Regions from separate parts of the Homo sapiens genome. Here all the other regions are linked to region 2. A link is a loop called in an ENCODE intact Hi-C map of the cell type or tissue named here. Cell type or tissue: Calu3. All regions are shown on one strand.

Evidence for each region. Hi-C counts contacts between places; a loop is a spot of excess contacts. Peaks named below come from ENCODE experiments on the same cell type or tissue, not always from the same donor. Only the 100,000 strongest peaks of a DNase experiment are listed, where the experiment ranks them.
Region 1: it touches region 2 in a loop (7-fold over the local background); 3 of 110 quality-filtered maps call a loop at or near these places.
Region 3: a loop joins it to region 2, with 4 times the contacts of the local background. A loop is called at or near these places in 2 of 110 quality-filtered maps.

Annotation. Positions count from the first base shown.
Region 1 is chr20:42,026,111-42,028,610 of GRCh38, reverse strand. All of the region lies in intron 2 of LOC101927182 (a long non-coding RNA gene), which reads right to left. Among named protein-coding and RNA genes, the nearest start is that of CHD6, 410 kb to the right of the region's middle. In Calu3, no CTCF peak of the experiment used is centred here; no DNase peak of the experiment used is centred here.
Region 2 is chr20:43,186,917-43,189,416 of GRCh38, reverse strand. The region is part of intron 1 of PTPRT (protein tyrosine phosphatase receptor type T); the gene reads left to right. Among named protein-coding and RNA genes, the nearest start is that of PTPRT, 1.7 kb to the left of the region's middle. In Calu3, a CTCF peak has its summit at 1,455 (motif pointing right); a DNase peak (open chromatin) is centred at 1,476.
Region 3 is chr20:43,111,044-43,113,543 of GRCh38, reverse strand. All of the region lies in intron 1 of PTPRT (protein tyrosine phosphatase receptor type T), which reads left to right. Among named protein-coding and RNA genes, the nearest start is that of PTPRT, 78 kb to the left of the region's middle. In Calu3, no CTCF peak of the experiment used is centred here; no DNase peak of the experiment used is centred here.

The sequences.
Region 1 (2,500 bases), 1.2 Mb after region 2:
CCAGGCATTTAAAACTTTGCTGTCCCACAAATATCCAGGTACAATAAAAATAAAAGACCTTGAGCCAGGAGTGTGTTGAAGCTGGCTACGTCAGCTTACAAGACTCCATTTTTCAATGGTAGGTACGTTACAAACAGATTGATAGCAAGTTAGTAGCTTGAAATCAGGCATGATGTGAGTTTTCCACTACAGAAATCAACAAATGCTACAATTTAGGGGGGAGGGGAGTTCCTTTTCTTTTTTTCAGAGAGTCTGTTGTTAAACATTTACCAAGTGCACCACCACCTTGCACTGTACCTGGAACACAGTAGCTACTCTGGATGCGTGAATGGGTGTGTGTGTGTGTGTGTGTGTGTGTGCATGTGTCTGTTGTGTTTACTTTCTGTCATTTGAATTACACTTAAACTCTTTTCTCTGATCCCAACCTCCCACACTAATTCCTGCCACCATAATTCAATCCCTTCCCCACTTCCCTACCCATGATAAAGCAGCCCAGCATTTGATTTCACCTTACTAATGGAAGGACACCATCTAGTGACAGAAATAGTAAAATAATCTCTGTAATGTAGTCTTCACTACAGCAGGGTTAGACAAATTACTGCCATGAGGCCAAATCTGGCCCTCTGCCTGATTTTGTAAATAAAGTTTTATTGGAACACAGCCATGCCCATTCACCAACAAATCCATGGCTGTTTTCACACTACAACAGCAGAGTTGAGTAGTTGTGACAGAGATGGTATGACCTGCAAAGTCCAGCCCTTCCCTGAGAAAGTTTTCTGACCCCAACCTTCAGAACAGTTATATAAGCTGCTTTCCTTACACTTATCCACCTGTATTCATAGACCTCAAGGCCCTCGGATTTATTGGCTCCATGACATTTGATGCCCTACTGTTATATAGGTAGGCCATCTCCAAGACCCCTGTTATAAATAGTTCTGAAGTGAAGGGATGTCATGTTCACTGTAAAATTGTTGAAGTGTTCCTAAGGTAAAGCGCTCACTCCATCACCAGAAGAAAAATGCTCACAGAATATCTCTGTCATTCACTGCCTGTGTTGTTTGGGGCAAAGTAATGAACACTTCTGAACCTCAGCTCCTTCATCTGGTAGTTGGAACTAACAGTATTATTTGCCTTCCTGGGTTGTTGTGGGGAACAAATGAGATAATTTATTAGCTAGCCTTTCACAAGCTACAAAAACAAGTTCAGTAATGTTGGGTGTTATTACCTATATCACCAAGGGATGTGGTATATGACTTTCCTCATTAATTACCCAGGGCTCTGTGGAGAACACAAGTTCTTATTTTAAATGTGTTTCAGAAAGGCATCTCCAAACCACACATCTAGTCCTACATCCCACAGATGCCCTTAGAATGTGAATGCTTCCTAGTCCCCACCCCAGACCTAGTTGTGGCTTAGAAACAAAGGATATGTCTGGGGGATGGGGGATAAAAGTGTTAAGCGTCAAACGTGGGACATCCCCAGAATAGGATGTCTTTGGCCCCACAGTATCTTAGGGTCTGAGCCAGAGAAGAGAGATTGTTTAAAAGAAGCAGAGAGGAGGGCTGCCTAGCCTGCCAGGGGAGGAAACTCTGTCAAATGCCCCCAGGAGAAGAGCTGAGTAGCAAAGCTCACACCCATGAAGGTAGGAACATAACCCTGAGGGATATGGCTCCTCTGGCCTCCAGCAAGCCCCAGGGTCAGCTGTCCCCAGTGCCATCTCTGAGAAGGGTGTCCCCAGATGGCAGGGTTCTACTCTCCTTTATGCCAACTGTCTTTGGCATCTCCACCTTCCTTTGTCCTTGCTCCTCTCAGCCCGTGTGCGCACATGCACACACGCGTGCACACACACATTGTAAGTGCCCCCAATGATGATCCTTCAGCACTCCCCATTCTCATGCCCACAGACTTGACTTCCCACTGAAAACACCTGCAACTCTGCCTGCTTGGCCCTCTGGACAGGCTGGAGGTATCAGAGTTCATGCCCCCCACCAGAGCCTAAGGGCAGCTGGTGTATAAACACCCCTGCTCTCTTGCCTCTCAGTGAGAATAACTCAGGTGTGGCACACACTCTCCGAGAGATTCCCTGAAGGACTGAGCCCCATTTCCCACAGCAGCAACATGCTGAATGAGCTACCTGTATTGGCTTGCTTTATTCCTCCTTTTCCCCACATATGCACTGGTGCTTCCCGGAATCACTACCCAAATAAACTACTAGCACCCACTTTCTTGTTCCAATGTCTACTTCTAGAGTGTCCAATCTAAGACATCCTGTTATGACTACCTACTTTATCCCAGGCTCTCTACCAAGAAACTCATAATAGAAAAGGAGAAGACAAACACTTTATGGTGGCGTAGAAGGCCCAGCATGGTCTGGCTCCTGTCTCCCCTTGTGATCTCACCTCCAATCACTCCCTGCTCCCTCACTGTTCTTTAGTCACGTGAGCACATTTGCAGTTCCTCCATCATCCCAATCTTATTTGGCCTCAGGACTTTTTCTCTG
Region 2 (2,500 bases):
CCCCGCTTCAGTTTCCTGCCGGCCCCCCGGGCTGGAGTAACTTTCCGCGGTTGTTGCGAATATTTCCACTTGCTGCCTCCCACTTGTCGGAATCTGCCACTTGAGTGTTTGGGGCGGCGAGACGAGGAGCGGCACCGACGCCCGGGGTGGAGCGTTCTCTCCCGGGCAGCTCCTCGGGCAGCGCGCGCTTTTAGTGGGGAGGACAGGTCCCCAGCAGGCCGAGGCTGCCGGGGCGGCGGCTTTTCTTTTTTCCTCGGAGATACAGGAAGCTCTCCATTTGCTCTGAACACGCTGCTCCCCTAAGCAGGCCGCTGTAGGCACCCGAGGGGATGTTTGCGTTGATGACCGAGAGCAATACCTCCGCCCTACCCGCTGGCTTTTCTCCGAGGTAGCTGGGCGCCCGTGTTAAGGCCCTTGGAGGGGAGTGGATTTGACCCGTGAGCGCGTCCGCTCCTGAAAAGTTCGGGGAACTCATATTTGGGTTTGGCCACGGGAAGGCGGTGAGCAGAGGTAGTTCCCCAGAGTAGGGGGAGCGGGGGCGGGGGGGTGGTGCCTGCCGTGCTCCTAAAGGCACGTTGGCGGGTGCTGGAGGGCACCACAGTCCAGGGTCTTACACATCACCAAGCCCCACCGCAGGCAGCTTCCACCCCCGAGCCCCCCCCCCCCCAAGAGTAGCGGCGGAGGGAAGAGAAGGGAGTGCTGCAGGTGTACTTCCAAGTTCAAAATCACCTTAAAGTTTCTTAGCACCGATTGCTTTTGGTGTAACCACGCCGGCCTGAGGTGGCTGGGATTGCGGGGACAGGCTGAGATCAGCCCGTGGGACGCAGGAACAGGCTGGTTTCGGATCGCTAAGCAACAGCTGTGCCCATTTATTATTTCACCGAAAGAAGGAAAGGAAGAAAGAAAGAGCAAAAGAACGAACCTGTGGGGAGGTACAGCGTCTTTGCACAAGCTGCGTCTGAGGTTAAGGGCCGCTGGAAGGACATTCCGTTGGAAATGCTTTAGAGCCTTCCTTGCTTGGTACTAAAATGGAAGCGGAATAGGCGACTTCTGTGAAGGGACAGCCTGTTTCCCTGGCTGGGAAGTTGGGTGACGAAGACACTCCTTTTGAGGTGTGTGAAGCTGAAAGGTTGGATTAGCAAGTGAGAGAAGAGGGACAGCTACAGCACCATTCTAAAGATGGTGCACAATTCTTGTTTTCCTCATTTTGGGGGGTGTGTTAGGTGTGCTAGGGGAGGGAGGGGTACTAGGGAGGATGCCCGGGGCAGTCCTGGGGATCCAGGCATGATTCGTGACTCAGATTTTATATCCTCTAAGGCATGACCGGCCAACCACACATTAATACCACTCACGTTCCCGCGGCAGAAACAGGATCAAAAATATTCCATCACGGGTCTCGAATCGTTCTTGGGTAGCAAGCGGTAAAACCCGTACCGGCTCGGGAAGCTGTCCAGTGCTGAACGCCGCCCGTTCCGGATGCTCCCGCCAGGTGGCGCTCGCCCACAACTATTAAAATGCAAATCTGGTTGCTTTCATATCAGGAATAGAACTTCTTTTCAATTTTTAAATGAGTAATGTGTTTATTCAGCAGCCTTTTGTTAAAACATTTAGAGAAGTGTGAGGAGCGAGCACCTTTTCTTTGTTTGCTCTTTAGAATGCAGGAGAAAGAAAAGAAATCCTGGAATATGGTTTGGGAAGAAATCTGTGGTTCTTTTGGGTCTACCTGGGCAGGGTGGTTTCTGCAAACCTGCGATATAGCATATATTTAGCAAGTGGGTGCCTTTGTGCCAGGGGCTCCTTAAACGAATGGGATTAGCTTGTATTGGAGAACTGGTGCATTCTAAGCCTCACACATTTGTAGAAATGGGGATTTTCTGTATATATCTGTCCTCTCCTTTCCAGTTTAACGGCAACTAGACCATCTAAATTAGATTTTTTTTCCCCAGGGTTCCTCATGAACATCTGTATTTGTCAAAACAAGAATACTGTAAATGTTGACTTAAAAATGGACTTATCTTATTTTATTCCTAAATTCAGAAATTGTTAGTATTTCAAATCTAGTATAAATATGACAATAACTTGATTTCCTTTAAAGTATTTTATTTAAAACTTTTGGCAAGTTTGGACAAATACATTTTAAAACTAAGTAGTGTGTTTTCCATGTTCTTTTGATCTGAAAATTCCCAATCTTGAAAGCAATTTCAATTTATAAGGTTACATCCATAACATAGTTGGGCTAATATGTTTTGCTGTAACATGTTGGTCTCAGTGTCCAAAAGTCGGGGCGGAAGCTTGTCATCAAAAGGCAATTTCCTTTTTCCTTACTCTAAGACATATTTCTTGAGCCACGACGGTTTTTGGAAGGAATGATAGTAAAAATCAAACAAACAAAAAACCTTTAGAAACAGCCTCTTAACAATGTGGCAAAACATGATTTGGGATGGGGGAAGAGAGAGACAGTTAAATGAATAAGGGGATAATGAATTCATTTACTAGTGGG
Region 3 (2,500 bases), 76 kb after region 2:
ATTTCTGGGCTTTTCAATGATGACAGTTCTAAACTCTGTCACACAGAGATGGTAGAAGAGTAGAGGATCTAATAAAAATGTCATCAAATTAAAAACCAAGCAGGATCCAATGTGAACTGTTCTATAAATAACTTATGAAAAGTGAAAAGATGTTTCTGTTAGCAAAGTTAAAATAATTATTAAAATCCTTCATCAGATTGCGGCTAATTAGATTGAGAATTAAACAGCTTTGTATGAGTGTAGAGTTAATTAATAGCTCATTACTTTTTTAATAAGCCAAATTCATTTGGAAACAGAAGAAAGACAGCAAAGTTCATCATGGATGAGTTGTTAGATTGGGATTATTTCCCCTTCCCTTGATGAGAGAAGTAGTTAATTAAAAGAAGGAGACACGTTTATATCATGAATGAGTTACATGCAAAACCCCAGGAGGTACGTTTATATCATGAATGAGTTACATGCAAAACCCCAGGAGATACGTTTATATCATGAATGAGTTACATGCAAAACCCCAGGAGATACGTTTATATCATGAATGAGTTACATGCAAAACCCCAGGAGACACGTTTATATCATGAATGAGTTACATGCAAAACCCCAGGAGATACGTTTATATCATGAATGAGTTACACGCAAAACCCCAGGAGATACGTTTATATCATGAATGAGTTACATGCAAAACCCCACGAGATACGTTTATATCACGAATGAGTTACATGCAAAACCCCAACATCCAGGGCTGGAGAAAGCAGCAAGTGTCTCTGTTTTAAAAGTCTCCCTGGGCCATATGGGGTTAATAAAAATCGTGCTTGAATTTCCTTGTTCAACTTTTGAGTTTCGATTCAATCATGAAGTAAAACTTTTTGAAGCCGGGCAGATTCATTCAAACCAGAGGAACTTCCTTGCACTCCCTATTGATTTTATTTTCATTCCAAATGCACAAAGATCTTACTTTGAAAGCAATCTTCCATTTTCCTACCTTCCTTTCTTTTCACTCCATCCTTTCTTTCCACATAGTCTCAAATTTCATTATTTCCTCATCTAGTTTCCTGACCCTTAGATGCCCTTTATATTACGTAACATGCAACAGAATAGAATGGAATGAAATGAACAACCTCTGGTTTTGAAAGCAGGTACGTCTCATTATCCCATATGGAAATTTCCCATGCCATTGTTTACAAGCAAAGAGGATCCCATTTCTACAATGCAGTCCCTCATCAATAGTCCTTGGCACCCTTTAGAGTTGGATAGATTTATGAGTTTGACTTTTAGGGTGGGTGTGTGTTTATTGAACTACTTTGCCTTCTATCCAATCAAATAAAAATCTGAAAAGATGAGAAGGAGCTGTTAGATGTTACGTAATTGATAAGCCAATAGAATGCACTGTTCCTCGGATAGCACCCTGCTAAGTGTGGCTCTAGTTCCTGCTAAACCAATAGAGGTAATTTGGGTTTCTTTGTTGCATTGCTGTATACATATGAGGATATGTCCCACCCAAGTGGATTGGAGAATTCTCCCCTGGAGTGGGCGGGAGGTGAGAAGAGTGCCTTCTTCTGGGGAAATGTTAAATGTCCTGCCTAGTGATGAGATGATGCCCTCCTTGGCACTAAACCATGACATCCGAATGGGCTTTCAATTTTTAAACAAAAGCTGTGGTTGGCTCTGCTAAACATGAAAGTCTGATGACTGGCAGCTCATTTCAAAAGCTGACTTGCCCACTCCAGGAATAATTAACATGGCCTGTTTCCCAAAAGGTGATTAATTTTGAGTCACCCATTATACAAGTTTCTTTAAGGATCCATTTTTTTTCTTCCTTTCCAAATGAGGACTCCAGCTCTCTGCCTCTGAGACCTCACTTCTCACCAGATCATATTTTTTTCCTTTAAACAGTTCTGTTCTTTAAAACAGAACCTAGAACCCAGAGCCTTAGAGAAGATCTAAAGTGGATATACAAGTCCCATTATGTAACCATTCTTTTTTTTTTTTTTTTTTTTTTTCCTGAGACGGAGTCTCGCTCTGTCCCCCAGGCTAGAGTGCAGTGGCACGATCTCAGCTCACTGCAACCTCCACCTCCCAGGTTCAAGAGGTTCTCCTGCCTCAGCCTCCTGAGTAGCTAGGATTACAGGCATGTGCCACCACGCCCGGCTAATTTTTGTATTTTTTTTTTTAGCAGAGACGGGGTTTCACTTTGTTGGCCAGGCTGGTCTCAAACTCCTGACCTCGTGATCCGCCCTCCTTGGCCTCCCAAAGTGCTTGGATTACAGGCGTGAGCCACTGTGCCCAGCCTATGTGACCATTCTTGAGGAGTGATCAGACACAGTAGTATGAACAGAGACTTACTCCTATAGCTTGTGTGGGGACCCCCTTGTACCCAGACTACACGGAGGGTCTCAGGTGCCTGCCAACCTGCACCTTGGGCTGCTTGTCTATCCCCTACCCTTGGATCACCCTATCCACACGATAACTCATGTTTCCTTTCCCTTCCTAGCCTCTGGTTTCT